Linked DNA regions of Homo sapiens: region 2 is linked to region 1. Evidence: read pairs that join two places in POLR2A ChIA-PET (ENCODE). Cell type or tissue: PC-9. All regions are shown on one strand. Links, peaks and the distances in the headings refer to the core of each region. The heading gives the core; the rest is flanking DNA.

What was found. ChIA-PET counts read pairs that join two places held together with the same protein. Peaks named below come from ENCODE experiments on the same cell type or tissue, not always from the same donor. Only the 100,000 strongest peaks of a DNase experiment are listed, where the experiment ranks them.
Region 2: POLR2A ChIA-PET joins it to region 1 with 9 read pairs; 2 of 35 experiments call an interaction of 5 or more read pairs at or near these places.

What each region holds. Positions count from the first base shown.
Region 1 is chr20:35,128,408-35,131,318 of GRCh38, forward strand. The region is part of intron 11 of MMP24-AS1-EDEM2 (MMP24-AS1-EDEM2 readthrough); the gene reads right to left. The region is part of intron 7 of EDEM2 (ER degradation enhancing alpha-mannosidase like protein 2); the gene reads right to left. Among named protein-coding and RNA genes, the nearest start is that of EDEM2, 17 kb to the right of the region's middle. In PC-9, for the core only: no CTCF peak of the experiment used is centred there; a DNase peak (open chromatin) is centred at 1,454; H3K27ac peaks cover 1,410 bases.
Region 2 is chr20:35,525,516-35,528,426 of GRCh38, forward strand. C20orf173 (chromosome 20 open reading frame 173) reads right to left here. Exons shown (of 6, transcript NM_001145350.2): 5 at 2,718-2,769; 6 at 1,464-1,735. The coding sequence ends at 2,743. Among named protein-coding and RNA genes, the nearest start is that of C20orf173, 2.7 kb to the right of the region's middle. In PC-9, for the core only: no CTCF peak of the experiment used is centred there; no DNase peak of the experiment used is centred there.

The DNA.
Region 1 (2,911 bases), core at 213-2,712:
AATTAGCTGGGCGTAGTGGTGGGTGCCTATAATCCCAGCTGCTCAGGAGGCTAAGACAGGAAAATCACAGGAGAATTGAACCTGGGAGGCGGAGGTTGCAGTGAGCCGAGATGGTGCCACTGCACTCCAGCCTGGGCAACATAAGCAAAACTCTGTCTAAAAAAAAAAAAAAAATGAAACAGCTTCAGGCAGGTCCTTCAAGGAATTCCAGAAGGCATTGTTATCAATCATCTGAGATAACAACAGTTCTGTGAGTGTTACTGCCCCCAAAGACCTTCTAGCAGGATAACATGGGGAAGTGGAAGACAGTGATATTGATGATACTGACCCTAGGCCTAGGCTAATGTGTGTTTGTAGCTTAGTTTTTAACAAAAAAGTCTAAAAGGTGAAAACAAAATAAAAAACTAAAAACAGAAAAAAACTTAGAGAATAAGGATATAAATAAAATATTTCTGTATAGCTGTACAATGTGTTTTAAGCTAAGCATTATTACAAATGAGTCAAAAAGTTTTTTAAAATTTTAAAGTTCATAAAGTAAAAAAGTTACAGTAAGCTAACGTTAATTTATTATTGGAGGCCAGGCATGGTGGCTCACGCCTCTAATCCCAGCACTTTGGGAGGCCAAGGTGGGTGGAGATCACCTGAGATCAGGAGTTTGAGACCAGCCTGGCCAACATGGTGAAAACCCATCCATCTCTACTAAAAATACAAAAATTAGGCCAGGCACGGTGGCTCACGCCTGTAATCCTAGCACTTTGGGAGGCCGAGGCGGGTGGATTGCCTGAGCTCAGGAGTTCAAGACCAGCCCGGGCAACACAGTGAAACCCCATCTCTACTAAAATACAAAAAATTAGCTGGGCATGGCAGCGTGCACCTGTAATCCCAGCTACTCGGGAGGCTGAGGAAGGAGAATTGCTAGAACCCGGGAGGCAGAGGTTGCAGCGAGCCGATATTGCACCACTGTACTCCAGCCTGGGCAACAGAGTGAGACTCTGTCTTTAAAGAAAAAAAAAATCAGCCAGGCATGGTGGTGGGCGCCTGTAATCCCAGCTACTCAGGAGGCTGAGGCAGGAGAATCACTTGAACTGGGGAAGCAGAGGTTGCAGTAAACCAAGATCATGCCACTGCACTCCAGCCTGGGCAACAGAGCAAGACTCTATCTCAAAAAAAAAAAAAAAATTTATTACTGGAGAAAGAAAAAAAAATTTAAATAAATTTAGTATAGCCTAAGTGTACAGTATTTATAAAGTTTACAATAGTGTAATGTCCTAGACCTTGACATTCACTCACCACTCACTGACTCACCCAGAGCAACTTCCTGTCCTGTGAACTTCATTCATGTGCCCTTTTATACTGTATTTGTACTGTACTTTTTCTATGTTTATATACATACTTACCATTCTATTACAATTGTCTATAGTATTCAGTAGAGTAACATGCTGTACAGGTTTGTAGCCTAGGAGCAATAGGCTACACCATATAGCCTAGGTGTGTAGTTGGCTATACCATCTAGGTTTGCTTAAGTACACCCTATGATGTTTGCACAATGATGAAATCACCTAACGATGCAATTCTCAGACTATATCCCTGTCATTAAGCAATGCGTGACTACTGTTTTCCTATACATACACATCTATGAGAATTCTTAATTCATTAAATTTTTAAAAATTTTTATTTTTGAGACAGGGTCTTACTCTGTCACCCAGGCTGAAATGCAGTGGTATGATCACGGTTCACTGCACCCTTGACCTCCCAGGGTCAAGCAATCCTTCACCTTGGCCTCCCAAGTAGTGGGGACTACAGGCACGCACCATCATGCCCAGCAAATTTTTTTTTATTTTTTGTAGAGACGAGGTCTCACCATGTTGCCCAGGCTGATCTTGAACTTCTGGGGTCAAGCAATTCTCTCGCCTCAGCTTCCCAAAGCACTGGGATTAAAGGCATGAGCCACTGTGCCTAGCCGAAAAAGTTTAATTTATAAATTAGGCATGGGAAGAGATTAACAACAATAACTAATAATAAAGCAGAACAAGTATAACAATATATGTTATAGAAGTTATGTGAATTTGTCTTTTTGGTAAGAGACAGGAAAAAAAGAAATTATGTAAATTTAGTGCCTCAAAATATCTTTGTTTTTTTAGAGAGGGGGTCTTACTATATTGCCCAGGCTGGTCTCAAACTCCTGGCCTCAAACAATCCTCACTTCCAAAAAACTGGGACTACAGGCGTGAGCCACTGCACCCAGCCTCAAAATATCGTATCTGACTGTACTCACCTATTTTCAGACTGCAGTTGACCATGGATAACTGAAACCATGGAAATCAAAACTGTGGATAACGGGGGACTACTGTAGCTATAATAATAATAGTAATTAGGTGCTCAACAATTCCTCAAGATTGCTAGTGTCTAAGGGCCTGGCGGGTAAGATGTATTTATTCAACAGGTATTAATCTATTACCTACCACATGTAAAGCACTGTGGGGAACATAAGATGAGTAAGGCATGGATTCTGCATTCAATTTGTAGAGCTGTAACTGTTGATGAGAGCTAACTGCAAGAAAGATGCTGAAGGTCCCAAATTCTGTAGAAGGATCAAGCTACTTCCTGGGCAAGGCGACATTTAAGTTAGGCTTTGAAGGGTGAAAAGAATTTGGACATAGGAAGACAGGAAAAAAGACATTCTAGGCAAAGAAGATGCCATGTGCAATGGCCAGGAGATAAGAAATCCAGGGCTACATACACAGAATGCAGCACGCTTCAGTTGGCTTTTGCAAGAAGGCATCAAGTGCTGTAGTGGGCATGAAGTGGGCAGTGTAAGTCCATAGTGACTCTGAATTCAGAACTGATTCTGCAGGCACTCAGGCCAGGCGTGGTGGCTCACACCTGTGATCCCAACACTTTGGGAGGCCAA
Region 2 (2,911 bases), core at 271-2,770, 400 kb after region 1:
CACTCCAGCCTGGGTGACAAGAGCAAGACTCCATCTCAAAAAAAAAGATGAGGGAAATTTGGAAACAGAAGACACAGGGGAGTATGCCATGTGAAGTTGGAGGTAGAGACTGGAGTGATGCCTCTGATGCAGGGCAGGCAATCCCCAAAATTGGGGCTTAGCCTGAGAGGGTTCTTGGCTTTGCCCTGATGCGATCCAGTGGTGTTAGCAAACTGTATTGAAGCAGCATTGCACAGCAGCAGCAGAGGTACACTGCTTCTTGTGGACAGGGCTACCCCATAGGCAGTGTGCCCAGAGTTAGCAGCTCAGCAGCAGCTCTGCAATCCTATTTATACCCACTTTTAACTACATGCAAATTAAGGGGTGAATTATGCAGAAATTTTCCAGGCACAAGCAGTCCTCCTGCCTCAGCCTCACAACATGCTGGGTCTGAGCCACTGTGCCCAGCCAAAAGTCTGATTTTTTATTCTTTGTTAACTGTAGCAGTTGGATTCTTGGTCTTGGTCAACAGACTGGTAAACTTCAGAGAAAAACAATTCGCCGGCTAAATATTTAGTAGTTTACAGGATGATGCAAAAGCTAGAGAACCAGGCTCAGTCTATCATGAGATGCAAAACATGGCCAAAGACTACCCCAGGAATGGCCCACCTGGAATGCCACCACTGCTGCCAACACAACTGGGCCCTTGACACTGTGGTAGTCTCATTATGGCAGATTCTCTTCAGCTCTTTCCATTAGGAAGAGCAGTTCATTTCCCCACTTCTTGGATCTTGGATCACTTTATGACTTGATCTGACCAATGGAATGCTGCAGAAGTGACACGGTAAGTGCTAGGCACAGTGACTCACACCTGTAATCCCAGCACTTTGGGAGGCCAAGGCAGTAGGATTGCTTGAGCCTAGGAGTTCAAGGCCATCCTGGCCAACATGGCAAGACCCCCTTTCTACAAAAACAAAAATTAAAATTAACTGGGTGTGGTGACATGCATTTATAGTCCCAGCTACTCAGGGGGCTTAGGTGGGAGGATCACTTGAGCCCAGGAGGTCGAGGCTGCAATAAGCCATGATTGTGCCACTCCATTCCAGCCTGGGCAACACAGCAAACTCTTGTCTCAAAAAAAAAAAAAAAAAAAAAAGCGAATTGGAACTGAGGCACCTAAAAAAACTGGGAACCTCAAAATGCTAAACCTTCTGTGAAAAGCTGGGCAAAAAAACAAAAAACAAAAAACAACCCTCACCCTCCGGCATGGGTGAAACAAGGAGGTTTACTTCTTTTATCGAAGTGGGTAAAGAGCCTCCCCCAACAACTCAAAGTCTGGGTTTGCACTTGGCATGAAATTGAATCTAAACTTATACCTCCTACATGATCCAGGGCACTAGGCAAAGAAATCAACTCAAATATTGCCCCTGAGATCTGGAAGGCACCTCTGGCCCATCCCTCCCAGACACTGTGGTTACAGGTAAGACAATCAGGCCAGGATTTTATTCAGTACCAGACTGATCTTACAATTTCCTCCTGCCCTTTACCCACCCAGAAATAGGATTTGTATGGACTCAGCTAGGCTGAGCTTGTGTGAATAGTGAGCTTGTCCACACGCTAGCTGATGGATGACTTCGATTTCTGCTCCTGCACTAGACGTGGGCAGTATTTCCTTGGAGCCCTTGGTCTGATTATCCTCCTTCCAGTGATAGAAACACTTTCCTTGCTATTCTGATCCAAATCCAAAGAGGGTGACCTAGTGGATAAGAGAGGGACATGTGCGTCAGCAGGCAGACTCCTGTCCTCACCCCTGCCTCCCTTCACTCAGCATCTAGGATGACAGGTTGTCCCTGGGAGCTGGGAGGAGACTGGAGCTCACCTCCAGGAAACAGACTCTGGACACTCTCCTAGAGTCACTGAGGATCCCAAAAAAGAGAATGTCAACTCACTTTTCCTCATGGTATTGGAGGAAGAGAGGGGAACCCCCAGGACGTAAGAGAAGGGCATTCCAGGCAAACGGAATGGTGCGAGAGAAGGCATGAGGCAGCTCATGTGTCTGGGGAATTCTAAGAGCCCATTATGGGAGCCTGGGAGACAGGAGGCAAGGGGAGGAGTCAGAACATGTATAGTCTTTTTTTTTTCTGAGATGGAGTCTCGCTCTGTCACCAGGCTGGAGTGCAGTGGCGCAATCTCGGCTAACTGCAACCTCTGCCTCCCGGGTTCAAGCGATTCTTCTACCTCAGCCTCCCGAGTAGCTGGGACTACAGGCATGCCTGGCTATTTTTTGCATTTTTAGTAGAGATGAGGCTACCACCATGCCTGGCTATTTTTTGTATTTTTAGTAGAGATGGAGTTTGACCATATTGGCCAGGCTGGTCTCGAACTCCTGACCTCATGATCCACCCGCCTCAGCCTCCCAAAGTGTTGGGATACAGGCATGAGCCACCACGCTTGGCCTACATGTAGAGTCTTGAAAGCCAGGCAGAAAACTTTAGACTCCATGCTGAAGGCATTGAGGAGCAGGAATTTTAAGAGAAGAAGATACAAGAATCTTTCCTGCCGGGGCACAGTTGTGCAAGACACAGAACAAAGCCTTGGGCCCCAGGGATGACCCTGACCCTGGTAAGACAGCCAGTTGTCCTGGTTGCACCTGGGGAGGAAGGGGGAGGGAACTGACCTGGGGCCCTTCCCACAGCAACCCACAGCCACATCCTACCCCTTTTCCTATTCCCCCTCACCGTGTCTTTGCTATCTTCCACTCCACTAGGGAACCAGACCATCTTCCAAAATCTGAGAAAGAATTGGAGGTGGGGGAGTTTGGGCCACAAGACCTGGGAAAGTCCTGCAAGTGTCCCCAGTAAGCCAATAGAAGGTCTTCCCAGAGCCCCTGCTGTTACTCCCTGCAGTGACCTCCCCTCACCCCCACACAGAG